Regions from separate parts of the Homo sapiens genome. Here region 1 is linked to region 2. A link is an interaction called in ENCODE POLR2A ChIA-PET data of the cell type or tissue named here. Cell type or tissue: Panc1. All regions are shown on one strand. Links, peaks and the distances in the headings refer to the core of each region. The heading gives the core; the rest is flanking DNA. Region 1 has its middle 150 kb from the start of BMP5. Region 2 overlaps DST (dystonin).

Region 1 (15,660 bases), core at 8,136-10,635, 760 kb after region 2:
GATATCCTTGTTAACTTTCTGTCTCATTGATCTGCCTAATGTTGACAGTGGGGTGTTAAAGTCTCCCAACATTATTGTGTGGGAGTCTAAGTCTCTTTGTAGGTCTCTAATGACTTGCTTTATGAATCTAGGTTCTCCTGTATTGGGTGCATATACATTTAGGATAGTTAGCTCTTCTTGTTGAATTGATCCCTTTACCATTATGTAACAGCCTTCTTTGTCTCTTTTGATCTTTGTTGGTTTAAAGTCTGTTGAATCAGAGACTAGGATTGCAACCCCTGCCTTTGTTTTTGATTTGCTTGGTAGATCTTCCTCCATCCCTTTATTTTGGGCCTATGTGTGTCTCTGCACGTGAGATGGGTTTCCTGAATACAGCACACTAATAGGTCTTGACTCTTTATCCAATTTGTCTGTCTGTGTCTTTTAAATGGAGCATTTAGCACATTTACATTTAAGGTTAATATTGTTATGTGTGAATTTGATCCTGTCGTTATGATGTTAGCTGGTTATTTTGCTCATTCGTTGATGCAGTTTCTTCCTAACCTTGATGGTCTTTATAATTTGGCATGTTTTTGCAGTGGCTGGTACCAGTTGTTCCTTTCCATGTTTTGTGCTTCCTTCAGGAGCTCTTGTAATGCAGGCCTGGTGGTGACAAAATCTCTCAGCATTTGCTTGTCTGTAAAGGATTTTATTTCTCCTTCACTTATGAAGCTTAGGTTGGCTGGATGTGAAATTCTGGGTTGAAAATTCTTTTCTTTAAGAACGTTGAATATTGGCCCCCACTCTCTTCTGGCTTGTAGAGTTTCTGCTGGGAGACCAGCTGTTAGTCTGATGGGCTTCCCTTTGTGGGTAACCTGACCTTTCTCTTTGGCTACCCTTACCATTTTTTCCTTCATTTCAACTTTGGTGAATCTGACGATTATGTGTCTTGGAGTTGCTCTTCTCGAGGAGTATCTTTGTGGCATTCTCTGTATTTCCTGAATCTGAATGTTGGCCTGCCTTGCTAGATTGGGGAAGTTCTCCTGGGTAATATCCTGCAGGGTGTTTTCCAACTTGGTTCCATTCTCCCCGTCACTTTCAGGTACACCAATCAGACATAGATTTGGTCTTTTCACTAGTCCCTTATTTCTTGGAGGCTTTGTTCATTTCTTTTTATTCTTTTTTTCTCTAAACTTCTCTTCCTGCTTCATTTCATTCATTTCATCTTCCATCACTGATACCCTTTCTTCCGGTTGATCGCATCGGCTACTGATGCTTGTGCATTCATCACGTAGTTCTCATGCTGTGGTTTTCAGCTCCATCAGGTCCTTTAGGGACTTCTCTGCATTGGTTATTCTAGTTAGCCATTCGTCTAATTTTTTTCAAGGTTTTTAACTTCTTTGCCATTGGTTCAAACTTACTACTTTAGCTTGGAGTAGTTTGATCTTCTGAAGCCTTCTTCTCTCAACTCATCAAAGTCATTCTCCATCCATCTTTGTTCTGTTGCTGGTGAGGAGCTGCATTCCTTTGGAGGAGGAGAGGCGCTCTGATTTTTAGAGTTTCCTGTTTTTCTGCTCTGTTTTTTCCCCATCTTTGTGGTTTTATCTACCTTTGGTCTTTGATGATGGTGATGTACAGATGGGTTTTTGGTGTGTATGTCCTTTCTGTTTGTTAGTTTTCCTTCTAACAGTCAGGACCCTCAGCTGCAGGTCTGTTGGAGTTTGCTGGAGGTCCACTCCAGACCCTGTTTGCCTGGGTATCAGCAGTGGTGGCTGCAGAACAGCAGATATTGGTGAACTGCAAATGCTGCTGCCTGATCGTTCCTCTGGAAGTTTTGTCTTAGAGGAGTACCTGGTCGTGTGAGATGTCAGTGTGCCCCTACTGGGGGGTGCCTCCCAGTTAGGCTGCTCAGGGGTCAGGGACCCACTTGAGGAGGCAGTCTGTCTTTTCTCAGATCTCAAGCTGCATGCTGGGAGAACCACTACTTTCTTCAAAGCTGTCAGACAGGGACATTTAAGTCTGCAGAGGTTACTGCTGCCTTTTGTTTGCCTATGCCCTGCCCCCAGAGGTGGAGCCTACAGAGGCAGGCAGGCCTCCTTGAGCTGTGGTGGGCTTCACGCAGTTTAAGCTTCCCGGCTGCTTTGTTTACCTACTCAAGCCTCGGCAATGGCAGGCACCCTTTCCCTAGCCTCTCTGCTGCCTTGAAGTTTGATCTCAGACTGCTCTGCTAGCAATGAGCGAGGCTCTGTGGATGTAGGACCCTCCGAGCCATGTGCGGGATATAATCTCCTGGTGTGCCATTTGTTAAGCCCTTTGGAAAAGCGCAGTATTAGGGTGGGAGTGACCTGATTTTCCAGGTGCCGTCTGTCACCCCTTTCTTTGACTAGGAAAGGGAATTCTCTGACCCCTTGTGCTTCCTGGGTGAGGCAATGCCTCGCCCTGCTTCAATTCATGCACGGTGCACTGCACCCACTGTCCTGCACCCACTGTCCGGCACTCCCCAGTGAGATGAACCTGGTACCCCAGTTGGAAATGCAGAAATCACCTGTATTCTGCATCGCTCACACTGGGAGCTGTAGACTGGAGCTGTTCCTATTCGGCCATCTTGGCTCCACCGACTGACACTTTGTTGATATAAGAAAGGCTCTCAATGTAAATATTACTATGCTCTCATTTCTCAGCAATGTTAGCTCTGGGCAAGCACAGAGATCAATGTATTTTACAGCTTATTTCTAGAATAAATATATGTTTATTTTTCCATAGGAATGAAACTCAAGATCTACTTTTAAGATGACAGTCCATATTACATTTATAATAAAAGAGGAAGAAACTAAAGTTAATTTTGCTGTTCATATCAAGTAAATTTCATTATGGTTGTCAAATCAGAAGTGATTATTATAATATTCTTTAAACCAACAACATTTACTTACAGTTGAAACTACTTTCACATTATCTCTTATTCTTTAATTTTGCAGAAAGTAAATGTATAGTCCTATATCATGTACTTTATCTTCCATGAGTACTTATGGCAATTAAGAACAACTAATGTGTTTCTGTTGAAAGTTCTCAAAATGTCACTTTGGGGGACCTAAAGATTAAATTATTTCCCAAAAATATTTTTAAAATTTCTTTTTAAGTAAATACTTAGTAAAGATCTTGGGGGAAAAAGGAGAGTTTATAATTTAATTACATGGTAGAAAAATCCTGAGACTTAGATATTGTCTCTTACTAGCTAATATATTTTGTTTTATAATTTGTGTACCTGTATACAACTATATATTCATATATACAGATATCTGTTTCTTACCTGTATAGTTGTATTATACAGTTATTTGACTGTTTGTTGGCTGTTTATGTTTTAAGTAACATAAGGTTATTTTTGACATGACTGATTATTTTTTGGGTGAGAGATATAAGATTAAAACTTCATTTACAAACTCAAAACACTTATAACTGGAAATTTTTCTGGAAGAGTATACTATAGTGAAAGAAATCCATTAGGAAAGTATTCACTTGGTGACATCCTTCAAGGGCTGGTCCTGGAAAATATGTAGAATAGAAAGACTATGTCCCTCTTTGTCTGCCCCTAGCCCTCTTGCTAAGATAATAATTTTTTCTTAGAACAGCATACCAATTCAGATTCCTTCCCTCTCAGGTAATTGGAAGTCTCATATTTCTTGCTAGTCCAGTTTAGGAATGTCTGCATGGGTCTCTGAGGCCAGAAATTCCTTTTGTCTCTTCTCTATTATCCTTAAAAAACCAAATACCATGTATCACTAGGTGTCATTCTTGATTGGTTCTGCTCTCAGTATGTTTATGTCTGGGAAGTTGTAAGGGTGAGATCATTAATTCAGTGTTTCATCTTACCTCAAGTAATAGATTTCAGTGTCAATAAAATGAAGACTAAATATGAAGTTACAAACTTCAGATACAAATTGAAACTGATACATTTGATAACAGGAAATTTGGAAACTATTCAGTGGAGAAGAGATTTTGTACAGTTGGGTAATATGGAGATACAAATGGGGTCAGTTACTGGACTTTTCTTGGCCAAGACTTGATCCTGAAGGATTTACTTTCTGTAATATTGAGTTTGAACCCCTAGCTATGTTCTTCCTTATAAAAGTCCAACCAATGGCATTGTGTCTGTAGCTCCATGGCAAAAACAACATTAGCTGCTACAAAAAACAAAACAAAACAAAAAAACCAACAAACTTCTGAAACAGGAGCAGCAATGATAAACTAATAAACTATTGATAATTGGCTAAAAGTTCTGTATGCCACATAAAACCAATGAAAAGTGAGTTAATAAGTGCCATAGGCCTGGCACAATGGCTCATGCCTGTAATCCCAGCACTTTGGGAGGCCTAGGCAGGCAGATCATCTGAGGTCAGGAGTTCGAGTCCAGCTTGGCCAACGTGGTGAAACCCCATCTCTACTAAAAAATACAAAAATTAGCCGGGCATGGTGGCATACGTCTGTAATCCTAGCTACTTGGGAGGCTGAAGCAGGAGAATTGCTTGAACCTGGGAGGCGGAGGTTGCAGTGAGCTGAGATCACGCCACTGCACTCCAGCCTGGGTGACAGAGTGAGACTCCCTGTGAAAACAAAAACAAAAACAAAAACAAAAACAAAAACAAATAAATGCCATAGCAGTTTTTTTTGTTAGCAGAGGAAGAATACTACAAATCCTTAAGAGAAGTATTTCAAAAGCAATAGAGAAAGACCTATAAAATATTGGTCATTGGATTATATTAATCGTTTCAATTAGTCTTGAATGTTGATGAGGATCTTTTAAAAATCATATATTAACATTTTAAAATTTTGACTGAAGTAATTTTGGCTTACGAAAAGGGTCAATCTAGTTGAATCATGATTGCTGTCTTCTAGATTTCAGCAACTAAATTGACAAACCAGAGACATAGAGCCAATTTATCAGCATTCTGTTAGGCTGCTAAAACTTCCATTTTACCACAAAATCTGTGGATACAATTTCAAACCTAGGAAAATTAAGCATAAATATCTTAAAGATTTAAATTTGAGTATCTTCGGGGGAAATTCTTACAAAGAAATATAACTTAATTACTCAATTACCATAAATAGATACAACTTGATTGTGTTATTTAATTATAATATAAGTTAGAATAGTTTCTAGGATAGCAAAATAGTTTTATTTTGTCAATGGAATCTTATTTTCAAACCAACAATTCCAAATCTAAGATTATATAAAGTGTCAATATGAAAATTAAATTTCAAGCTCATTTCTTATACCAATGAGAGTCTTGAATTCTCATTACACAATTGTCTGAATTTTATATTAATATGAGTAAAATGAAAGATAGGTGAAATAATAAACAGCTGGTTAAATGTTTATGTATTTAACTACCACATTGATCTGATTACTTTTTTTATGGTGAAGATGATATGTAATCTAGTTTCTCAAACAAAAACTGAAGGAAACATCTTTGTAAAATCAGGAAGAGTGTGTCGGTAGGAAGAAATCTGTGAGTTAGATTGGGCATTTTGTCGGTCCTAAATTTTCAAGATAACTATTTAATCAACCATAGCACCTGTTGAACCTGCTTATCTCTAATAATCTAATTGCAAGAATTACGTTATTATAAGACTTATAATGAAATCAAAGAACTCAAATAATATATTTAATATCTTATGTTTACAAAGATATATGTATATTTTATATTTAGGTTCTTATAAGTGTCCTACACTATGAGACTATAAGCTATCTGAAGGCAAAGATTGTTTGTGAATACGCACAGTACTATTTTTCTTTATTTCTAGCATCCGGACAGGTGCCAACATTTTATAGACATAATCAAATTATAAACGCATTAGTAGGCAAAAGGATGCATTAGTTAAATAACTTCATTTAGGTTGTTTCATTTATTAGGTTAAGGGCAGAGATTCAGACATCAAAATGGGTGTTATTGGAATTTTGCCTTGAGCTTAATACTTAGTATTTAAATGAGTATCTTTTTTTGTTAACTTTTCAAATCCAGAATTAATTATCCATCTCTTAGCCTTTGATTTTTTAATACCATTTATACTGTTTTCTGGCACCAGACTCACAATAGCCCAGATATTTTCCTCTCTAGGACACTGTATTACTCACGACCTTTGATTATATCTTTAATCAGGTGTCATCACTTCATGGTATAAGCTGTTTGATTCCCACCTTGGAAAAAGACTTTTGCTGCCTTCTACTTCATTTCATTTCTCTGAAGAATGATTTCCCACCCCACATTTTCTTTGTTGTTCATATTTTATGGTGCAAGGAATAGAAATGGATTGTATTTTAGTCAAGATAAAACTCTTTTGGATAGAAAACTGGAAAGTAGGGTTATAGAGAATCAGTTGGTTGCTGGAGATCTAGGCTTGGAAATGGACATTTAGAGATGCATCGCCTCTCTATGATTCTGAATATATAATAGCTGAGTATCTAAAAGGAAGATTAGGTGAAGAGAGGCCTAGCGAATAATGTCACTGCTCATTTCAGAGCTCTGAATCCCTTTTGACAATCGTGTGCTCTCCCAACTTCAGGTGGAGAGCCAGAAATACCTGGGAATTTAACTATAACCAGAAAATATATAGGTGTGTCAGTATTAAAGTCTGAACCCCTTGTCATCAGTGGGACAACTCTGAGGCAGTACTTACACCATAGGACTCTCGTGCGGGATCAGGTCAAAGATGTTCTCCCATGGACTTTGCCTGAGAAGTCCAAAATTAGTTCCTTTGGGCTAAAATCAAAGTGTTGATAGTGCTGGATTCCTTTTGAAGGTTCTCAGAAAGAATCACATCCTTGCCATCCTTGCCTTCCATCTTCTAGAAGCCATATGCTTTCTGTGTTGTGGCTCTTTGCTTCATCTTCAAGGCCAGCAACATAGTATCTTCAACTCTTTCTCAGTCTCTGATACTCCTGCTTCCTTCTTTCACTTTTAAGGGCCCTTGTGATTAAATTTGGGCTACCTGGCTAATCCAGGATTATCTCACTATCTCAAGATCTTTAATTTATTCACAGCTGTAAGGTACATTTTGCCATGTAAGGTAATGTATTTACAAGTTCCAGAGATTAGGACTTGGACGTCTTTTGGTGTGGCAGTTTTCTGCCTTTCAGACTTGGCATTTTTCCTCCTCCTCCCCCATCCTGCTCCCTGTATTCCCATACCATTTCCCTAGGAGCATTTGTCAATAAATCACTTGCAGAAGACATGCTCAAGATGTGCTACCAGGGAACATGATCTAATACAGGGGGGCTAACAATGAAAAAGTGACAAACATCTATGAAAGTTGGGATGTATGATTGATTCAGGGTAGCTTCTGGTTTCCATGTTTATTTCTCCTCTTGCACACTGTTTCATCAAAATGGTTAGGATCAGCATTTTAAAATACAATAATGGTGTTGGGAAACAGAAAAAAGTGCTACCAGTGGACCAGAAAGTTTTAACAAACCCTGGAAACCAAAAAGTAGGTGGAATGGGATTAATGGAGAAAACAGAGCAGAAGAATTCAAGCCAAGATTCCAGAAGTGAGAGCAATCAATCCTGATGGAGCCCATGAGAAATTCTAAACTCAATGACATCAACACAAAGAATAGGAGAGGGTCCTGGGAATCATCATGGAAATTAATTAATTAAACAACTGCTTTATTAATAGCTGGGCCTAGAGAGACCTTTTCCTTTCTCCTCCTCTGGAATATATGCAGATGATATGGCTGACAGCAGTAGTATTTGCCTCCAAGCTAGAACCTAACACTTGTCTGGAGAGGTATTCTAGAATGAGTTTTGGCCTGAGAGAGAAGTAGAGAAGGATGTGGTGGGGTCGGGGGAGGGGGGAGGGATAGCATTGGGAGATATACCTAATGCTAGATGACACATTAGTGGGTGCAGTGCACCAGCATGGCACATGTATACATATGTAACTAACCTGCACAATGTGCACATGTACCCTAAAACTTAGAGTATAATAATAAAAAAAAAAAATTCACACAGCTGTACAAACAAATAATGACTGAAAAAAAAAAAAAAAAAAAGAAATAGCTCCAGACATTTACTTCAGACACCAAGAAAATATCAAGTAAAAGAAGAAAACAAAAATTTCATCTAGTAGTGAAATACAGTAAAATACTTTATCTCCAGAGTAAAACTCTTCTTAATTTGATAATTGAAGGGATCTCTAGCCTACCTGCTCCATACCTAAGCACCCTACAGTGGTATTGATTTGTTGACATGACCCTGCTCTCTAAGAGAAATCAGTGGTTGGCCCTCTCATTTAAAGGAGAAGCTCTTGGGAAAATAGGTAAACACAACCAGAGAGAAAATTCTATGACTCAACTTTGTACATGTTGAGAACTAGGAGCTAAGATCAACACATATTTGGGGGAAGAAAAACCACAAAATAAAAGAAAGAAGAAAATATATCCATCAAATCCAGAGGAATCAAAAGTGATATATGGAATAATGAGAATTTTTCATATTTCTAATAGTTATATTCCAGGGCTTCCCAACGTTGCCACTGTTGACTTTCAGGGCCAGATAATTCTTTTTTACAGGGGGCTGTCCTAGGAATTAATTATTAGCTATTTAGTAGCTTTCGTGGCCTCAACCCACCAGATAACAGTAGCAACCCTCACAATTGTGACGAGCAAAAATGTCTCCAGATGTTGCCAAATATCTTGGGATTGGGGGGAATTCTCTTAAGAAACACAGGGTATTTTTACAGAGATTTGAGATATCAATAAATTAAAAACAACTTGTTCCTAAAAATAAACGATTAGATATCAAGACAAAAATGACAAATATTATCTCCAACAATGAGACAAAACAAATGAATAAACTAAATAATACAATGGGTTAGGCTAAAAAACCAAGCTAGTGATCTACAACATAAACACAAAGAACTCCCCAAATGCAAAGCTAAAGACAGATATTAAAGCATGAGAGAAAGTAAAAGAGAAATGATAGATCTTGGAGATCATTTTATAAAATATCCAGAAGCAGAGAAAAGAGATGGTAGAAATCAATCAAGTATACATATATATATATTTTTCCAAGCTGCCGTAAGACATAGTTCTTCAAATTGAAAGGACTCCCAATTGCCAAAAGGGATAGACTAAGAGATACCTACATCTAAATGCTTTTAGGTGAAAAATTAAAATCTACCGAAAAGAAAAAAATTTCCAACACCCATTAGAGATCAAGAAATAGCTTACATACAAAGAAATTAAGATCAATTAATGACTAATAGAGGACATGAGAAAAAATACAATGTCTTCAATTAAAAACATATTTTAAACTTAAATTTTCATATCAAGCCACTCTATCAAGAAAGCAAGAGTATAAAATAAAAACATTTAAAAGTATATAACCCAGAATATTTCCACTCATTTATTCCTAATAAAAAAGTTACATAAGAAAAGTAAATTCCTTAAGTAATTTAATTTCTAAAAAAATTTACTTAAAAAAAGTAAGGACAGTAAGGAAGAAAAATGGAAAATAAAAAAGGGCCATAAAAAGAGGAAGTCTTCAGGTACAAGAAGAATGATAGCTGATTACAACTATAAAAATATTAGCAGAGAATTTACCAGACCTTTGTGTTTGAGACATTCATTTTTGGGTTTCAGGAACTTAGTGACAAGCATGCATTTCCTCCCCTAGGTACTTAGTCTCATTTCTTTATTCTTTATTACGTTGCATTCATTAATATATAACCATAATAAACTAAATTCTATTTTTATTTTAAAATATTTAAAATCATTCAACAAATTAAAATTGAACTTCTGACAGAATGCTGAGTCAATAAAACTTAAGAATATAAAATACAGCTGTAGCTGTTCCAGTTACCTGTTGCTGACCCAAAGCCTGATAACTTAAAACAACAATAATCATGTTATTGTCTCTCATGTTTCTGGGTTGACCAGGTTCTGCTAGGTGTTCTCAAGCTGGGTCTCTCGTCATTACAGCCAGATGATGATGGGGACAATAATCATCTCCAAAGCTTTCTTGTGAGTCTGGTGCTGGATCTGGCTGTCAGGAGGAACCTCAACTAGGTCTATTGGCTAGAACACCTAAACATAGCCTATACTTGTGATCTGGGTTTCCTCAGAGCATGCTGGCTGTATTCCAAGAATAAGCATCCCCAGAGAACCAGGAGAAAGCTGGTTGTCTTATATGACCTACCCTTGGAAGTCAAGTAGCAACACCTCTACTGTTTTCACAAGTCTGTGAGAGTCAAGGTGAGGGAAAAAACATCCCACATCTTGATGAGTGGAAAGTCAGCATCATGCTGTAAGATGAGAGGTGGGAGATCTTAATGAGGCTATCTTGGAAAATACAATCTGCCACAGTCACCAATATGAAGTATGTGAGTAAGTGGAGAAATGCGGTTTTGGTAAATTTCTCATCTTTTATAGTAGCTAAGCAATAGGTACATTCTACATCAAAATAGAGAAGTAAAAGAATATTTTTGGAAGTCATAAGTCTAGCATTGGAAGATGTAATAATAGGCAAGATTTACCAGTCCTGAAGTTAGAGAATTTGGTAGTGGAGTTATTTTTTAAAAAAGCTCTGTGCCAGTATTACTCTGTAAGAATGTCATATGAACTTTTACTTAGATATATAATAGAATATATTAATAACAAATTATGTGAACTTTTATTAATATAATACAATTTTGTAAAACAAAGCCAAAAAGTATAAGTTCAAGTATTCAACAATTGAGGTTATTTATTTCATCTCAAAAAACATATATTCACTGGGCAGCAACTGATTACATGACATTATATTAAAGTCAAGTCAAGTGATTTTAGGTATAGACAGCTGGAAGTGAAAGTTAACATTTATTTGGCCTAATTTCTGAGTTTTTCAATGGGAGACTATCTAAGAGGAGTTACAAAACAGATGCCTGCTTTGCCAGCTTCACACAATTTTTTTGGTCATAAAACAATTGCAGGCAGAATTCTAAAGATGTCCCCACAAGAGTCCCATCCTGGGTTACTTAATCACACTCTAATGTAGATATTGTTGTTAAGATGGAATTCTGCTTGCTAGTCAGGTGACTTTAAAATAGAGAGATTATCATGGAATATCTGAGTACACCCGAAGCAATCACATCGATATGGTTTGGCTGTGTCCCCACCCAAATCTCATCTTGAATTGTAGCTTCCATAGTTTCTACATATAGTGGGAGGGACCAAGTGGGAGGTAGCTGAATCATGGGAGTGGGTCTGTCCCATGCTGTTCTCATGATAGTGAATAAGTCTCAGAAAATCTGATGGTTTTATAAAAAGGAGTTCTGCTGCACAAGCTCTCTTTCCTGCCACCGTGTAAGACGTGCCTTCCTCTTTCACCTTCTGCCATGATTGTGAGGCCTCCCCAGCCATGTGACACTCTGAGTCCATTAAACCTCTTTTTCTTCATAAATTACCCAGTCTCAACTATGTCTTTATTAGCATCATGAGAACAGACTAATACACACATGAACTCTTAAAAGCAGGAAATGAAAATAGCAGAGCCAGACAGAGATGCAGCAGAAAAGGAAGGCTGGAGACTTGAGGCAGGAGAGGAGACTGAACTGTGAAAAATGGAGGAAGAGGGGCACAAGCCAGAAAATGTGGGCAGCCACTAGTAACTGAGAACAACCGTCAGCCAACAATCAGCAAGACATAAGAACTTCAGTTCTACAACCACAAGGAAATGTATTCTGCCAACAACCTGAATGAATCTGGAAGCAGATTATTTCCTAGAGCCTCCTGGTAAAAGCCTATCCTGCTGGCACTTTGACTGCAGCCTTGTAAAACTCAGAGAAACCAGTTGGGCCAACTTAGACTTCTGATTTATGAACTTAGAGATAAGCATTTTGTGTTGTTTTAAGCCAGAGTTTGTGGTTATTTATTATGGCAACAATAGAAAACTTATACAAATACTAAAACCAAAATCAAGGTCTTCTGACACCTTGTTTTGTTCTCCTTTAAATGGACAAAAGCTAAAAGAGATTGTTTTCTTCTCTCAAATTGTTTATAAGTTAATTTGCTTGGGGAAAAAATGTGCCCTGAAAAGAAAATATCAAAGGCAATCCAAAGTGGCAGTCCTTTATTTGACAGATGTTCTATAGGCCACCCTCAATAAATTTCTTAACACCAGCCTCAGACAATAGTTTGCATATTAGATGACTGTTCAGAAGCCTTCCCTGCTTTGCAGCCATATAATTTTCCCTGCCAGTTTCTATGCCTCTACTTTCTGATATGTTTTCTGGACTCCTGATTTGGACTTATCTCTAAAGCTCACTAAACTCTGTTTCTAGCTCAATTCTTGATTCCTTAAACTTCTCTTATTTCAGTAGCCCCCACATCTTTTGGTAAACACTTGTTCTATCTGCCTATTCTCTGGAATTCACTGAATGACCCACTCCCCTTCCCAATTGTGACTATTTGGCCCAAGCACCAAGTTTGATTAAAACTTCATTTTTAGCAATTATGGCTGACATTCTTAAAAGCAAGAAAAGGCTAGATTATAGAATTAAATTTTAAGTCAATAGAATATTTCTCAGACAAGTTAACATTTTCCTTTGTGAAACTGGCATTTTTTAAACAAGGGTCACACTATATAGACTGCAGGTACTGCAGTATATATGCTTCAGTGCATTCTATTTTGGCATGATTTATAGTCATGTCTACATATTAGTACTGTGACTGTGCATGTAAATGTGTAGAAATGAATGTGTGATTTCAAGTCATCAGTCTTTCAAATTTAAAAATATAAAACTAATTTGTTTGACTTAAGCAAAAATATGTAAATTGTTGAAAATTCACACAATGACAGTGCTGTATATATAGAAATAGGAAGCAGCTATGGATTTTATTGAAAACCAGAGTAAGCGCCATTAATAAATACTTCAAAAAAGCTAACAAACTCAAGTATTAAAATAAACATGCAAGACTCCACTATGTATGGAAAGAACGTTGCATCTTCCAGCTTTTATAAACAACTTCATCCCTTCCTCTCACTACTCATAAGCTTTTCTTTGTTAAATATCCTTCTCAGTTCCAGTCTATATTTATATTAATAATACGTATGTGTTATTAATAACATTTGCACAGGAAAGAGAACTCCATGCAAAGAAGTTTCTAAAAAGCAAAAGTATGTGTTCCAAAAGTCTGTACAAAGTTAGTTTTCTCTTTCTTGTCCCATCTTTCTTTTTTTCTCCTTCTTTTTCTTCTATGACAGAAAATCCCTTAGAGATATTTGGTTCAAGGGTAAAAATTAGCCCAGTACTTTCTCCTAAATCTTGGTGATTTCACAGTCTTTCATATGGTACACGTGTACTGACTTTAGACAATTTAATCATGTAAAAGGGTAGAAAATGTTATGCTTCCTCATTATTAAGATACATTCCCCTTAATTCTGATGCTTCTTTGGAAGAAAGTAGACTTTTATCCTTTGACCTCTTCTCCAAAAGAACACAATAATATATATAGGATATTGAAAATTACTTCCTTCTTTCATTAGTGTTGAAGATTTCTACAAATGTAAAGAGTAAGAGTTTGCAGAATGTATATTAATACACTAGGACTGGATCCCAATCAGCAGTATAAAGAGCTTCAAAGCCTTATGGGTCAGATTCTTGTGTTTTTATGTTTATTCCAGCCCTTTTGCCTTGTAAATCACATGTTTGAGATTGAATAAAACAAGTCATTTTTTTCCATGTGAAAAAACATTCATCAAATAGCATTTTCTGATACTAAAAAAAAAAGCGAAACACTATGCTGGTTTACTATCCACACAGATATTCTAAAACTAATCTTTCAGTGGTATTAACTCATTTTAGTTATATAGGTAACTAATACTTTTTGAAAGAATGAATAAAGATGATCTAAATTTGCAATTTTTTCTTTTCTTTTTTTTTTTTTTTGAGATGGAGTCTCGCTCTGTTGCCCAGGCTGGAGTGCAGTGGCGCGATCTGGGCTCACTTAAAGCTCCGCCTCCGGGGTTCACGCCATTCTCCTGCCTCAGCCTCCTGAGTAGCTGGGACTACAGGTGCCATCCACCACACCCGGCTAATTTTTTTTTTTTTTTTTGTATTTTTAGTAGAGACGGGGTTTCACCGTGTTAGCCAGGATGGTCTTGATCTCCTGACCTCGTGATCTGCCCGACTCAGCCTCCCAAAGTGCTGGGATTACAGGCATGAGCCACCGCGCAGGCCTATATTTGCAATTTTTAGCATTTCAATTGTCTAAAAGATATTTCTTTTAAATAGTCTCTTTTAGTTAATAAAATATGTAATCCTAAGAGTATCTCAAACGTTTAACATGTTCATTACTAAATTCATTTAGAAGCACTCCTACCATGGCAGCTATTTGAAGGAATGAAACTGATATTTAAATGTCAATTTTTATTTTGGAATCAATCTTATCGACTAAAATTACTTTCATATGCTCAATAAAGTCCTTTTGCGAAACTTCAGCAGTAACAATTTATACCATTTAAGAATTTCTTTAAGAAGAATAGACTAAGAATTAAAATCTAAATTTGAAGAATAAAATTGGTGATCAAATTCATAATGCTCTTTGATGCCCAAAATTAATAGATGAGAATGATTTCCTTTTGTGATTGGTGAACTTTCCTCAGAGATATTTAACATCATGGTTTTAAATATGGCAATTCTGATGGCTAACACTATGGAGGGCAGCATAAATTTGTTGTGCTGAATTTATGAGTTCTGTTGATTTAGTTAATTTAAAGCTTAATTTTTTCATTTTCATATGATAGTCATTCTTAGACAAAGTCATATCTTTCTCCTTTAAAAATGTACATGGAATAAAATTTATCTCTCAATTTACAACATATGTTTTTAATATAAACAAAAGACACGGTTCTACATGGATAAATAATTTAACTATTTAGAATTCATTTCCTTTCCTTTAGCTGCAGCATGGCCCCCTGAATAACATAAGTATAATTATAGTTCTCCCCCTTAATTACTTTCTCTGCATGCACATTGAACAATATAAATGTTGAAATGTAGCATTTTTGCATTTCCCAGAGTATTATTACATAGAAAAACCACTTCCACAGGACATTAATGTGTGTTCCAGGAAAAAAAAAAAGAGATTTGCAATATTTATTTGAAAAATACTGAATTAAGAAATTTAAACAGGTTTATTTATGGTAGGAATTCTGACTATTGTGCATTTTTGATTTTCAGAAGGGAAGTGTAATATTTATTACGTACCAAACAAGATTATTTGACAATGGAACTCTTTTACCTAGAGACTATCAAGATAGTACTGTTCTTCTGAATTTTTTTTATGAAACACTGACTTAAGGAATGCTGAAGGTATGCCTATTTTATTTATTCAGAAATAATTCTTGAATCATCTCTTACAAGTTTAAATAAGACAAAGTCTGTCCTCAAATAATTTGCAATTCATAAATGAATTCAAACGCAAATGACAACAACTGGCTACGTACAATTACAATTCATTATGGTAAAAGTAATAAGAATAATTAAAAATCTAATGAAACATACAAGAAGGAGGGAGAAAAGCAAAGAAAAAAAGACTGAATCTGGCTGAGGAAAAGGGGAAAATTCCTCCAGTAGTTGGTGCATCTGCTGACTGACTTTCTTTTTTTTTTTCTTTTTTGACAGAGTCTCAATCTGCTGCCCAGG
Region 2 (15,660 bases), core at 7,904-10,403:
TCAGAGTCCTAAATCCTAAACTAAAATAAATTTTCCTTAACTATCAAATAGGAAATGTTTGATTATTTTACATATTGATTCACATTTTTTAAAAAGGTAGGTTTTTAGCACTGTATGCTGTACAGTTTTTGACTATTCTTGCTTTTGTTCTTCTTCTTTCATAGTTCCCCACAGTAATTGTTTCCTAGTTTAAAATTTTATTTTTCTATTACCTTGTCTATCTACATTGATAGTCATTGCCCAGCCACATTTGATTAAACAATTTGGATTTATTTTGCACACTTAATGTTGACATAGAAGCTTGTTTCATTATTTAATGTCTACATTATACATTTGCTTAAAGCCCTAATGACTGGTGAGACCAACTGCCTAGCAACAAAATATGTTTATTCTCATGGTGTGAGTTTATAGCTGCATTTACATTTTTATAAACCTATCAACTGTCTTAAAGGTAACATACATCAGGATAGGAACTTTGTATAATATGGTAGAGGTGGAAAAATGAGGCACCCTGATCCAGTTATTTTGGTGGGGGATAGGTAAAGACCTCTTACTTCTGTTTGTCTAATTTTAAGTACTTTGAAATGGCCCCTTTTCTCTTCTCTCTTTTCTTTCCATTCCTCAAAGATCAAAATTAGAGGACATAAAATTCCCAGCAGAATTGCTGGAGGAAGGGGCGAATGTTTCCGTTCCTTTCCTGCTTTCTTCTCCTACTCCTAAGCTCTGACTTTGTAGCAGGACTCAGACCATTCAGAAGAATGAATTTTATAGAACTCTCTTTTATATTTTGGCCATGAAAACATTTAACTTTTTGATTCTGAGAGTGATCCTACTCTTAACATACCAAAGTGAGTGCTTTCTATAAAGATAACTTCTTACTCAGTTGGTTTTGTTGGCTTTTAAAAACACTCCCTAACCAGATGCCTCAGAATATGAGTGAAAACAGTCAGAGAAACAGTGATGTCAGAGGGTTACTGATCTTCACTGAAAATCCACCCTGGTCTGAATTTCTTTCCAGATGTGTGATGTGTTACATAGGATGGGAGATAATGTTCTTTTTCTTTACTATTGCCAACACTGAGTCAATGAGTAAAGAGTAGGATCAACTTTTACCAACATTAGAGGGAGGTTTCTTCTGCTTTCCAAAAATGTAAGCATAGCCTCCTTGAAAGGAAACTATTAATATTACTAAGGCTATACTCATTCAGTAAAAGAAATTGATATTTTTAAACCTTAGGGTTGCTTTCTGCACTTACCCCATTTTAGTGCATTTAAGCGTTATTAACCTATTCATATATTTCCACTGTATAAAAGGAAGGCATTATTTGCTGGGTTCTGTAGTAAGCTTTTTATTATATATGTTTTCTACTTGAAGAACAACTGAATTTTGGAATACTGGGTTTAAGTATCTCTGACATAGAGTGTTAGTTTTAGGGCCTTCCAATATTTCAACTTAGCAGTCAATTCCAGGACCCCTCGTATGAGAGAAGATAAAGGAATATTCTGGAATTTTTTTTCTCTTTCAGAATGCTGATTGTAAAATATGGTACTGTATGCCTTAGACATGATAATTTTATATTTGAAAATGAATATATAGGAGTAAAATATATATTTTGGTTACTTGACATGAGAATTAAACTAAAATTGGCTTGAACCAAGTGAGAAATTTTAGAACCTTTTAATTATAATCTCTAGATATTTAGTGTCATCAATTGCAAGGTCATTCCAGTGGGAATAACTAGCAAACTGTTCTCACACAGTCATTTCAGGGGACATTGATAGAGTAAAGGTACATCCAGGAAGGTTGCAAATTTAGGGGAAAAGAAGTTCATCATTTAAAAACTTAATATTAGCCAGCCTGGGCAACATAGTGAGACTACATCTGTATAAAAAATAAAACAAAATTAGCCAACCATGGCAGTGTGTGCCTGTAGTCCCAGCTATTTGAGAGGCTGAAATGGGACGATTGCTTGAGCCCAGGTGTTGAGGTTGCAGTGAGCTCTAATAGAACCACTACACTGCAGCCTGGGCCACAGAGTAAGACCCCATCTCTTTAAAAAAAATTAAAATTCTACACATATAACGTTTTTGTTTGAGGATGTTTCATAACCAGAAAGGAAAACAATTGCATTAAAGATGATATTAACATGTTACAAACTAGCAAACATGGTGTTATCTTTATATTTTCAGGTGCTCCAAAATGATGTATTAGCCCATCAGTCCACAGTGGAAGCCGTTAATAAAGCAGGAAATGATCTAATTGAATCAAGTGCAGGAGAAGAAGCAAGCAACCTTCAGAACAAGCTAGAGGTTTTAAATCAACGCTGGCAAAATGTTTTGGAAAAAACAGAACAAAGGAAGCAGCAGCTGGATGGTGCCTTGCGCCAGGTGAGTAAGAGAATAAATTCTGAAAGTTTTTATAGCATTCAAGACCAAAATAGCATGGAATTCTTTTATTAGTTCACAGACTCCTGTTTAATTTTTATACCTTAAGGAGAGGAGTAAAAATAAGTGAAATAAAGAACAGAACAGCAGAAGAGAACACAGCTTTCTAGTTCTTAGCATAATACTCTTATCTACTAGAGCTCTCCTGATGAAGAAAGGCAAATCTAATGGTACCTGGCTGTTCTTAAGAATGCATAGAGAGGCTTAGCAGGCTGGGATTGTTTGAAGCTTATTTCCTGCTTGAAACTGACAGTGTTTATGGCCCCAACTTAAAACTGCCTATTACTTCAGGCCAAAGGGTTCCATGGCGAAATTGAGGATTTGCAGCAGTGGCTGACTGACACGGAGCGTCATCTGTTGGCATCTAAACCGCTGGGAGGTTTACCGGAAACAGCCAAGGAGCAGCTTAATGTCCATATGGTAAGCAAAGTATTTCCTACAGCTTTAGCCTCAGAATAACAAACTGACCATGTTATATGGGCCCTGGCGATACATAAATCGTGGGAGAAGGCTTTAAAGATATAGTTTATGGCAGAAATCACTGTGTATACATGTTAGAAACACACCATTTATTGATTAAAATTTTAAAGTCAGAACCCATTCTTTATTTCTTTCTTTTTTTAATTTTATTATTATTATACTTTAAGTTTTAGGGTACATGTGCACAATGTGCAGGTTAGTTACATATGTATACATGTGCCATGCTGGTGTCCTGCACCCATTAACTCGTCATTTAGCATTAGGTGTATCTCCTAATGCTATCTGTCCCCCCTCCCCTGACCCCACAACAGTCCCCAGAGTGTGATGTTCCCCTTCCTGTGTCCATGTGTTCTCATTGTTCAGTTCCCACCTATGAGTGAGAATATGCAGTGTTTGGGTTTTTGTTCTTGCGATAGTTTACTGAGAATGATGATTTCCAATTTCATCCATGTCCCTACAAAGGACATGAACTCATCATTTTTTATGGCTGCATAGTATTCCATGGTGTATATGTGCCACATTTTCTTAATCCAGTCTATCATTGTTGGACATTTGGGTTGGTTCCAAGTCTTTGCTATTGTGAACAGTGCCACAAAGGTTAGTGTGTCAGTATGTTTTAGAATTCTAGACACTTTTTAGACACAAACCTTCCCCCACAAAATAAGCCTGTATGGGTGGTGGTAATATAACACAGTGTAAATTATTAAATTATTGTGCCTTGAAGTGTAAAGAAAAACCTCCAAAATAATCAGAATGACTTAAAATTATTGTTATAAGCATGATTGTCTCATTTGGTTTCATGGAAGGTTAGAAAATATACTCTTGTTCCGTTAAAAAAAAAAAACTTCCTTGTTTGTTTTAATGGTGATAGAGCTTTATCTTCAACTTCATACTTACACCAAATACAGACACAAAGAGGAGGCTTCTGTTTAACTGTCCAGTCTGGAGTGTTGTACCTGTGCGCTGTTCCTACCTAGATCATGTGACACAGTTGGCTCCTAAGAAAGATGAGGAAAAAATGATGAGACTTGAAATGTGGGCTTTCTTTCATAGAAATGGGGACTGTGAAATTAAATTTAGGCTACTTTGGATTTATTGACATTTTAAATTCATATTCCATTGTAATTCAGCACTAGAAGTTCTGAGAGGAAACAGTGTTTCAGATTTTGAAAGAGTCCCCTAATTTTTTACTTTTGTGAATTTACATCAGAAATTTTTTAAAATATTCAAATACTGATGATTATTATCTTGGGAGATAAAAGTAGAAGTACTTAGAAATTTGGCAAAAGAAATAGATCAGTGTACATCAATATCTACACTCTTTAATAGAGATATAATGTTGTTGTAAGATCTTAATAAAACTGCTCTTATTTGGAAATAATTTTGAATTTAGTGATTTGAGGAGGGCGTAACCATCATGTAGATGTTGTAAAGAAATAAAACAGATTATGACAGTAGGTAGCATCATATTTATTTCACAATCACCATCAGTAGTTTAAGTAAGTCCTACTAATTCGGTGTAGAATTTTCTAGAAATCTTTATGGTATACTTATTGTTTTAGAAAGTTATGTATGTGGTTTTTGTTGTTGTCGTTATTGGTTTTTAGTGCCACAGGAGACCTATTTGTTTCACTGGAAAAGTAATAGACTAAACTTGTAAGTGCTTATCTTCCTTTTTGAAAAAAAACCTGAGAAACTTCCAGATAGCTCCTTACTTTCCTGGAAAGTACTTGCACAGCTTTGACAGTGTCCATTAATTATAAGTTTAATGAACTCATGAACAGATAGATGCTTGGGATTATTTTCTAATAATATAAATATTTTTAAAATGTTAACTTAGAAGAATATAAGAACTTGAAAGCAAAGAACCTACCTTTAAGAATACTTTACTTTTAGAAAATATTCCATTTCAGCGAACTGAGTTTGGGCGGGGTATTTAAAATGAATCTTTTGTAACCCTATATAATAAATCATAGAAATCTGTTTAAATAAGTTTAAATTTGTGATTTAAAGCATTCTAAAGAGTTGTTGATATTTGTAATATCATTTCAATAAAGTTCTTTTGATTTTGTTGTGCTAGAAATGAAGAAAAGTACAAAACTTACAATATTAGTTTCCTGAGTTTTTAGCTATATCTGAAAGTTTTGCTTTAGGATTTAAAGCTTTTAGTAGATGATATTGTAAATATATTTATATAGGGCTTTTTTTAAAGCTTAAGAAATAAATTTTTGAGGTGATGAAAATGTTCTGGAGTTAGTGGTGATTACAAAACCTTGTGAATATAATTTTAAAAACACTGAATTGTATACTTATAATAGTGTATTTTATATTATATGAGTTATATTGCAAGTTTTAAAACGTATAAAGTTGAAAATGTGAGACATAAAATATATAATCTTTCAGTGAGAACTATGATTTAACCCACATTATAGTTGAATAAATAAAATAGAACTAGTCTTAATTTTTTAAATGAGAAGTAACTGTTGTTTTGTTGGTCTTAAACTTTGAATTTGTTTAAGCAATATTTTATGTCCTGTATAGAAGATACATACAACATTCTAGTTAGAAGCTTTAGAAATGTTCTAAATGAGAATAATATTCATAGTACCACAAGTTTGATTCTTATAATTCTGAATAATCAACTTAAATATATTACTGTGCTGGTTATTTACTTTCTATCCATTGCATGTTTTCTGAGTGCAGAATTAAATCGTACCAATGAAATACTACATTCATTGTATCATAGTACAAGGAGGGATCTACGAGAGCCTCTCATTTTACAGAGGAAGGAATTGAGGCTCAGAGAGATGAAATTACTTGCCCAAACTCACAGAACTAATTAGTTACTGTACAGTGAAAGCTTTCTTGACAGCATTTAAACTGTTGCTTCAAATCTTAGCATGCCAGAATGGGCTGATAATGATAACACCATTTTTTAGATTTCCCAGTAGACAGGGTATGACTGTAGGTTTAATTGTTGTTTCAATGTAGTGAAAAGTATAAATGCGTCAAGGTTGCCCTGAGAGAGCAAACAGAGATGAATATATGATGAGGAGCTTGGGACTGATGACCTAGAAAAATAGAACTCTTAAATTTTACTTTCTTAAAGTGATATAACTTGAGGGTATCTCAATTTAGGAAGTCTGTGCTGCCTTTGAAGCTAAAGAAGAAACATATAAGAGTCTGATGCAGAAAGGCCAGCAGATGCTTGCAAGATGCCCAAAATCTGCAGAGACAAATATTGACCAAGACATAAATAACTTGAAAGAAAAATGGGAATCGGTGGAAACCAAACTCAATGAAAGGAAAGTATGTGCTTTGATTAATATAATAGAATCAGTGTTTTAGTTGTTTCATGTCTTGGACTTGGCCTTATTTCTGAGTAGAGCTATCAGGAGTAGAACTTTCAATGATTTATGTTTAAACATTTTTTGTATATATTTGGAGATTTCATGGGGTAGTTGAAAATAATATTCTGTTTTAACATGAGAACATATTTAAAGGGGTGGGATATATTCAAAAATAGATAAATATATAGATCAAATGTTACTTAGTTATATTTTTAAATGTTAAGAACTACTCAAATTCTGGGTCATTAAATAATTAATTCTATTTTAATCTAATTAAACAAAAGACTATATATATGGGTGAGGGAGAGAGGGAAAGCAAGAGAGTGAGATGATTGTGTATATTCTTTTAAGTACTTACATTTAAAAATTCATGAGAATGGATTAAAATGTATATTAAATTATGAATATGTCTTTGTTACTTTTTTAAAACCGCAAAACTGACAATCTAAGAAATCTCAATATTGCATGAAAAAAACAATAGGCAAGAAATACAAGATTATATGCCATCACTGATGGAGCATAAAGTATGTATTTCATAATATTTTGAGTCCCCAAATTAATTGTATGAATGTCAACTTTTCTTTTTACAGATTATATTTAGTAATTGTGTTCTTTGGTTAATTTCCAAAAAACATGCTTTAGCGTATATTAATTTTTTTTTAGTTACAGTGAGATGCTGCTTACTAGGCTTAAAGGGTTTTGGTTTGCCAGTATTTTAGTGAGGCCCATTACATTTATAAGATATTTAGTTAATATATTAATAGATATGCATAAATAAAGTGGGGATAGGAAAGGAATCTGCCAGAGAATATTTAAACTGAAACAAACAAAATAACCAAGGCCCTTAAACATCACATACTAAACAATCTGTCCTTGCAGACTAAACTGGAAGAGGCTCTCAACTTGGCAATGGAGTTCCACAATTCTCTCCAAGACTTCATCAACTGGCTTACTCAGGCTGAACAGACCCTAAATGTAGCTTCTCGGCCAAGTCTCATCTTGGACACAGTCTTATTTCAAATTGACGAACACAAGGTATGTAGTGAGTCAAATAGATAGGATTCTCTTTTCAGACACCAGGCTTTTTTTTTTTTTTTTGAGACTGAGTCTCACTCCTCTGTCGTCCAGGACTGTGGTGGTGTGATCTTGGCTTACTTCAACCTCTGCCTCCCGGTTCAAGCGATTCTTGTGCCTCAGCCTCCCCACAGGTAGCTAGGATTATAGGTGCCCACCAGCATGCCTGGCTAATTTTTGTATTTTTAGTAGAGATGGGGTTTCAGCATGTTTGCCAGGCTAGTCTTGAACTCCTGACCTCAAGTGATCCACCCACCTCAGCCTCCAAAAGTGCTGATCACAGGCGTGAGCCACTGCACCCGGCTGACAGCAGGCCTTTTTAAAGTCAAAAGCATGCATTTGGTATTTCGAAAGCTTTCGTTTGTCCTTTAAAATAATTTCAGGTTTATGACACCAGAAGCATTTTTAAGATTGATCTGATTTTCATTTGTTTCTACTTATTTCCTTTTTTTCTGGGAAAGGTTTTTGCCAATGAAGTAAATTCTCATCGTGAGCAGATAATAGAGCTGGACAAAACTGGAACCCACCTAAAATATTTTAGTCAGAAACAAGATGTTGTTCTAATCAAGAATCTACTTATCAGTGTACAAAGTCGATGGGAAAAAGTGGTTCAACGGTTGGTAGAGAGAGGAAGATCTTTGGATGATGCAAGGAAGAGAGCCAAGCAGGTAATAACCCTTTAGAAAAATTCTCTGAACTTGTCAATAAACCACTTCTTGCTGTTGAAATATATGTTATGGATGTACTTTTATCACAGGCTGTATTAGGCATAACAATCATGGCATGGTGCCATGGTGGTTCTTTCCTAAAAGGGCTGTGGCCTCAGTTTGGATGCTGACATCACTTTTTGACCTGGCAGCAATTTCAGCCCCTGGGGACTAATCTTAAGAAGACTGATTATAGCTTGACTTCATAGACAGGCTATTATCATTGAGGCCCAGAAAGAAGCTCAGAATTTTTTTTTATTGGGTTTGTTTTCTTTTTCTTTGTCCTTTTGACCTCTGTTCTCATAATCAGAGTGAGACATCATACTTCATTGTATTGCTACCTTTTGTTTAGTTCCTAAGCCAGACTTTCTTCACAAGCTATCAGTGCTGAGAGCCAGACATGTAGCCCTCCCGACAGCTTTCTGAAGGGGCATATTCTCTGTCTGAGTTGGTCGGCACTCCCCACCTCTTTGAACACTTGTTGACAGACCTTCATTTCTTCTCTAATATTTTGAGCAGATAATAGAGCTCCATCTCACTTTGAAATTAATTTTTTTGAATCTTTTGGGGCCACTTTAAAATTTTAATCTAGAGATTTTCACAAATTTCACAGAGAACTCTCCTCTCCTTACTCCCTTTACCTGTTGTTAACATTCCATTCTAGACTAAACACAAAGAGGTAAAGTTATGCATCTCTGTGTGTCTTTGTACTCCATGGAAGAGAGAGGTGTACCTACCTCGCTTGACAAATATATATATTTTTAAACATTTGATTTTTACTAGAAATTTAGTGTAATATTGTAGGAGGATTTTACAATTACTTTTTGCCTCAGTCAGCTGCAATTTTCTAGCCTTAGTGTTGTACCCCATTGTTTTGAGGAGTTAAGCTCAGTTGGGTGATGCAAAAAGATGTCACGGGAGTCAGGTGTTTCAATGTTTAATGCTAACAGTACAAATGTTTGAAGGCTTGAGAAATGACAAATTGCATTGTTATAGCATTACACACCATAGACCCCATTTTGAATGGGAGGTGTGAAATGTTCAGTGTTACAAATGAGTCACTGGGATATACTCCATCTCTAATGTTTCTTTAAGACAGTATTAATTCTCAGCCTGACAGTTTTCTCTCCACATTATGTGGTGCAATAACATGTGTAGTGCCGGCATTTCTTGAGTTATGAACATCAGTTTATAAATGTTTCTTGGATATCAGTAGCCAGTTGCTCATCTTTTTCCTCCTTTCTCGATTTAATCAATTTTATTTTCTCATTTTGTCTAATTAACTTTATAAATATTTGCTACTGTTTTTAGTGCAAATGTATAGCATTTCCTCTATTTATATGGCTTAAAAATAGTTTTGAAAGCAGAACCAGCCTCAGAACTTGTGCGTTTGTATCATTGACCTTACCATCCAACTGTTATAGCCTGTATTATTTGGAGTCAAACTACCTAACACCTTGACTAGCTGTTTCTACTATTTATTTCTTCTTCTTCTAATATCTCAGTTTTTGGCTCAGATATTGATCATACTTCTCTGACTTTCACAATTCATGTGTCTATTCTAGTTTCCATTTTTCCATGTTTTAATTGATTAAAGTTGTGAGAGGGATATGAAGGTTTGTAATGAGATGATCTCCAGAGAGCCCTTACAGTTTTGTGAGTCTGTGTCCTTACTCTGCTCTTATTGTTAAATATCTTGTTGTTATTTCATTATTCATGTGCTTTGGTATACAATAGATTTAATTTTGATTACTAAATTTTTTGTTAGGTATCTGTTCACTTAAGCTTATTGTGACAAATAATTTATAACCAATTTCACAATTGTATCAGAAAATAGTACCTGCTGGTTCTTGATGACAAACCGAAAAGAAACTGTGCTCAAAATCAAATATATATAGTACCAGAATGTTTGCAAGGTTATAGATGCCAAAGAGAATAACATTGTGTTAGAACCCAAATATTGTGGCTGCTCAGTCATATAAAACCAATATGTGAGGCACAGGCATTGATTTGAGGATATTGATAGCAGCAATAAAGATGTTGAACTATCTTTGCATTAAATAGGAATGCAATGGCCTCTTTTTTGTTTTTGCTACTTTAAAAAATCAATTTACAAGCTTTATACTTACCCCTCCCCATTTTTGTTCCTCTTTCTTAACATAGGGATTAAATTCCCTAGAAGTAAACCCAGATCTGTCAACAGACAGCAGTAAACAACAGCAACAACAAAAATACAAAACATTTTCTGAGAGTTTATGTTAATTATTGAACAAGAAGAAAGTATAAGGAAGAAGTTCTTTCTGTAGCTTCCTAACTTTTTTCTAGGCTCTTTTAGAGCTGATATGTTGAATGAATTAAAACAAAGTGACAGTGGGGCACAGCCACAAATGCTAAGCATTATCAAGACTTTTTTTGTAATTTGCTGATGAAAGCATTACTTTTTTCTTCTTCAGTGGAAATTTTGAAATAATAATTTTCAGGATTTTCATCACTATTAATCTCTGTCTTAAAACTGTGCTAGATCTCAAGTATAATATGCTTGAAAAATTTTCAGACAAAGGTGTGAATTTCTTTCTAGTTCCATGAAGCTTGGAGTAAACTTATGGAGTGGCTAGAAGAGTCAGAAAAGTCTTTGGATTCTGAACTGGAAATCGCAAATGATCCAGACAAAATAAAAACACAACTTGCACAACATAAGGTGGGTCCATAATTAAGAAGAGCATATTGTCTCATTATATAGTTCAAGATCACTTTAAAATCCTTACTTCATCACGTGTTTATTCATCACTAAAGAAAAAATGTAGGTCCAGTGTGAACCTGTATTAAATTTAAAAGCTATTGCTCTTCATGTTGCTTATGTTGCAATATCTTCACTCTTCAGTGACCATTTCACTAATGATTCCCAGGTTAATTGTTAAAAAGAAAAACATACAAAATAAAAATGGAAATCCTCTACAATCTAAAACATATAAAGGATTTGTAGTGGTTTTAAACATTGGCATTTCAGTTTTTCATGATAGCTGTCTTTTCCTGTACTTTCTTTGACAGACAAAATAGCACCTTGAAGGTAATTCTGTAGTAAAAAGTAATAGATATTTTGCGGTATGGATTCTTTTAAACAATAGAGTGAGAAAAATTGGATGCTTGTACCTAAATTGTAAATTAATATTTTATTGTGTTTGTGCACGTATAAAATTCCACCCAACCTCAAAGGTACCCAAAGACATGTTTATATAGACTAGAAAAGCATGTAGAAACATTGTTTTTTAAATATTTTCTACCTTTTCTATGCCTATCATATTTTATATCTTCCACATGACATTCAAAGAGCATTCCCTCCCACCCTCCCCAGCTCTTTTGAATTTGGATTTTTATGTAATTCTATTTATAAAGTTGACCCCACCAGCCATCAGGATGAGGATGTGGGTAAAAGGAGAGTGATTCTTGCAAAGGGTTTTACAATTTTAGGCACGTACATATAAATTATCGCTTGAAACATAATTTTTAAAGGCTGGAAAAATTGGGGTGATATAAAATTTGTCATCATCAGGAGGAAATCCTGGCCATCATCTTCACATAGGTTGGCTGCTTCCATCAGTGGGTCTAACCTTAGGAGGTCATGATTAGAGGGATGGGAGGAAACATATTGAGCATCTGTTCCCTGGCCAGATGAGGGCTAATGAATGGCTTGCTCTGCTGGCACCCTTTGCCTGTGAGCTGCCACATTCAATATTGGGAGCACAGTGACAGTGAACAGCACCTTCCTTCCTTCCCCTCTGATGGCGAAATGAGAGCTTCCTTCTCAAAACAGAATGCTTTATTTGAACTTGAATGTGGATGTTGTATCGTGTAGTCTTATGAAAGTATATTACATATTAAAGTTAGAGAGTCCTATAAATAAGAATATCTACCTTTTTAAAGTCTCTATTTGGCAACAGTGACCTGTATTCAACCATAACATTTTTTGTATATCTGCTTTGTGAAGAAAATCTCTGTCAATACCATGATTCTATAACACTGGCATTCTGTTTAGCATAATATGAAAAAAAATTTATGGATAACTGTAGAAATAATGTGATTGTAATTGTGTTGTCTATTACTTAGAAATTTCCAGATGTAGTTGCCTATTACCCATGACAAATTAAATAATTTAGTCATATTAAAACACTTTAAAGTATGTAGCTTTTAAAGGCCGTAAAAACTTCTTAGGTAATTATAACCTTGAGATTATTTTAGAAAAGTGTACATTTGCATAGCATTTTACTATCTAGGGTAATTTTAATTTGCTACAAGGATTGAGAATCACTGTATTAATGTTTCCATTATATTTTGTGAGTTTGTAAGCTTCCCATTAAGTTGACCTTTCTTTGTTCTCATTCCTGCTATTGTATATTCAGTAACAGTTATCTCATTCTTTCTACTCTTCCTATTGAATATTTATAAACATCTACTAGGTGTAAGATGATAATGAGAGGCCTACAAAGACAATGTCCCTGCTCTATAAAAGCTTATGATTGAGTTGTGTAGAAAGACTATACAGATGCTCCTCAACTTACGATGGGTTTTTATCCCCATAAACCCTCTGTAAGTTGAAAATACGGTAAATAAAAAATGCATTTAATACACCTAACATTAGCTTACAATAGGACAAGATCATCTAACCCAAAACCTGTTTCTATAATAAAGTGTTGAATATCTTAGGTACTTTATTGAATAGGTGACTGAAGTATGGTTTCTACTGAATCCCTATGGCTTTCGTACCATGGTAAAGTCAAAAAATCCTAAGTCAAGTCATTATAAGTCAGAAAGCATCTATAATTCATCTCCATTTATTAGGGATGCCTCTGTTAATGCCTCTTACCTGTTTATTAGTCCCAAGAAGAAATTCGCATTTTTTTCTTGTTAAATATTTAGGAGTTTCAGAAATCACTCGGAGCCAAGCATTCTGTCTACGACACCACCAACAGGACTGGACGTTCTCTGAAGGAGAAAACCTCCCTGGCTGATGACAACCTGAAACTGGATGACATGCTGAGTGAACTCAGAGACAAATGGGATACCATATGTGGAAAATCTGTGGAAAGGTAAAATGTTCTTTAAGACAGTTTGGTTACTCTGTAGACCTCTTTCAAATACACAGTAATGGTGCTTTGCGGGGACATTTCGGGAACCTTAAATATTTCCTTTGCCTGAGGAACTTCTGCTTGTCCTAAGTATCCCACACACATAGCACTTGCATTGAGAAGTCTTTGCTGTTCATTAATTTTTAACTACTCATTACAATAAAAAGTGATATCATTGTCCAAGCTTCTGCCATCTCAGACTTGACTACACCCACTGCTTCTGACTCGTCTTCCCATGTCCACTTTTATCACTTCTTTGACTTAATTTCTACATAACTACTGGATAGTCTTTTAAAAATGTAAATGGAATCTTGTCATTCCCCTCCTTCACACCCTTTGGTGACTTACTACTGGGCATGCATTGAAACACAGGCTTCTTAATGTGACGTGCAAGGTACCACTGATCTGGCCCCAGCATTTCTTTCCAACTCCATCTACCCCTTTCTGATCTCCCTCTTTCTCATTACATTTCCATGAAAACCCAAGACATATTTCAAAAATTTTAAGTATTTAATTGAGTACAATAGTAGTAGAGTTCAAATATATTGTACATGTTTCCAAATTTTCCCGCTGATCCTTAATCTTAATGATTTTTGTCAGTATCAAGATTAAATAGATTATATTCAGTTCTGGGGAACTCACAGTAAGTTTTTGTCATGTTAGTTTTGAAAAAATCCTTTTTTTTTTTTTTTTTTTTTTTTTGAGACGGAGTCTCGCTCTGTCACCCAGGCTGGAGTGCAGTGGCGGGATCTCGGCTCACTGCGAGCTCTGCCTCCCGGGTTCACGCCATTCTCCTGCCTCAGCCTCCCAAGCAGCTGGGACCACAGGCGTCCGCCACTACGCCCGGCTAATTTTTTGTATTTTTAGTAGAGACGGGGTTTCACCGTTTTAGCCGGGATGGTCTCGATCTCCTGACCTCGTGATCCGCCCGCCTCGGCCTCCCAAAGTGCTGGGATTACAGGCGTGAGCCACTGCGCCTGGCCCTTGAAAAAATCTTAAATTCCTCAGCCACAGCATGTTACATACCTTTTCCAGTGTTGTATGCATGGTTTTATTTACAAGATTTTTGAAAAGACAAAAAAATAAAGTCCTGACAAACGGATCAATGAATGCTAGGGGTTTGAAGGCGGGGGCAGGGCGTGTCTATAAAGAGACAGCACGAGGAAGATTTTTGGGATGGTTGAACTGTTCTGGATCTTGATTGTGGTGATGATTACGTGAATCTATACATGTGTTAAAATGTATAGAAGTGTATACCAAAAAATGTCAAGTTTACTGCCTGATAATCTAAAACAAAATTTTAAAAATATTTAAACAGTTTAAAAGGCTTATTTTTATGAAGAAACATGAAGGGTCCATGGTTTCCAAAGGTGGGAATTTTCCTGGAACAGATGCCATGTATTTAAGGAATAAGAAAGAAAGTTTAGAAAAGTTTTGTCTTTTTCCTAAGAAGAGCAAAGAAACAACAATGAATACCAACATACTGCTCTTCCCCTTGAGTACCACTCAACCTTCATCAATTAATTTTAGATGTTCAGATATATGAGTGACGTTTTTTGTTGCAAGGATCAATTTTTCTACCTTTTTCCCTAGACAAAACAAATTGGAGGAAGCCCTGTTATTTTCTGGACAATTCACAGATGCCCTACAGGCTCTCATTGATTGGTTATATAGAGTTGAACCCCAGCTGGCAGAAGACCAGCCTGTTCATGGAGACATTGATTTGGTGATGAATCTGATCGATAATCACAAGGTATTGTTATCTGGGACATTTTATTTTATCTTGTTTGATTATTCTGAGTGTACAGGAAATGTAAACCATTTAAATTAGCCTTTTAAAATCAGAAGACTATAGATCATACTACATAACAGTCTTTATTGTTGAAATATGTGTCCGTTTGAGCAGAACCTGGAAGCAAACTTTAAAAGTGATGGGGAAGTATTATTTAGTGTCAGTGAAATACTTTTGCTTTTAATTACCAGATCTAAAACCTTTTTAGAACTTGGAAAGTGATTTCATTCTCTGGTGCTTTAAAACAGATTTCAAGAATGTTTTACTATCTTTAGTTATGCACTTAAACAATTATGTAATAAAATTTAAAATCATTCATTCAGTGACCTGACACTAAGTCATTGCATAAGTATGTAGATTTGTGACATGACCCATGGTGGTCATGACCAACTGCTTTTAAAAATACCGAACCAAAACTGTTTTAACCTTGCCCCTTGAATTATAGCAGTTTATGAGTCAGCAGCTTATGCTATAAGGGATTTGATTATTATTTACTTCGAGAAAACTGGCTTCCTTGAAATCTCCTGATATGCATGTAAAACTGTCATGTCATGTAAATCAAAGGTAATATTCAAGGTGTCCAACTAAGTGTAAGGTCCAAAATAATGACCAAATGATATAAAGCAACTTAGCCTTGGAAACAATATGAAGCATAGTACTAATGTAGAATAGTTGTATTGGAGTTGACT

What was found. ChIA-PET counts read pairs that join two places held together with the same protein. Peaks named below come from ENCODE experiments on the same cell type or tissue, not always from the same donor. Only the 100,000 strongest peaks of a DNase experiment are listed, where the experiment ranks them.
Region 1: POLR2A ChIA-PET joins it to region 2 with 5 read pairs; 1 of 35 experiments calls an interaction of 5 or more read pairs at or near these places.

Annotation. Positions count from the first base shown.
Region 1 is chr6:55,722,475-55,738,134 of GRCh38, reverse strand. No RefSeq gene overlaps it. Among named protein-coding and RNA genes, the nearest start is that of BMP5, 150 kb to the left of the region's middle. RefSeq lists an enhancer at 4,141-4,310. In Panc1, for the core only: no CTCF peak of the experiment used is centred there; no DNase peak of the experiment used is centred there.
Region 2 is chr6:56,484,584-56,500,243 of GRCh38, reverse strand. It overlaps DST (dystonin), which reads left to right. Exons shown (of 104, transcript NM_001374736.1): 81 at 2,191-2,388; 82 at 2,737-2,865; 83 at 6,064-6,234; 84 at 7,155-7,310; 85 at 7,811-8,017; 86 at 10,635-10,754; 87 at 12,971-13,140; 88 at 14,773-14,932. Among named protein-coding and RNA genes, the nearest start is that of COL21A1, 240 kb to the right of the region's middle. In Panc1, for the core only: no CTCF peak of the experiment used is centred there; a DNase peak (open chromatin) is centred at 9,013.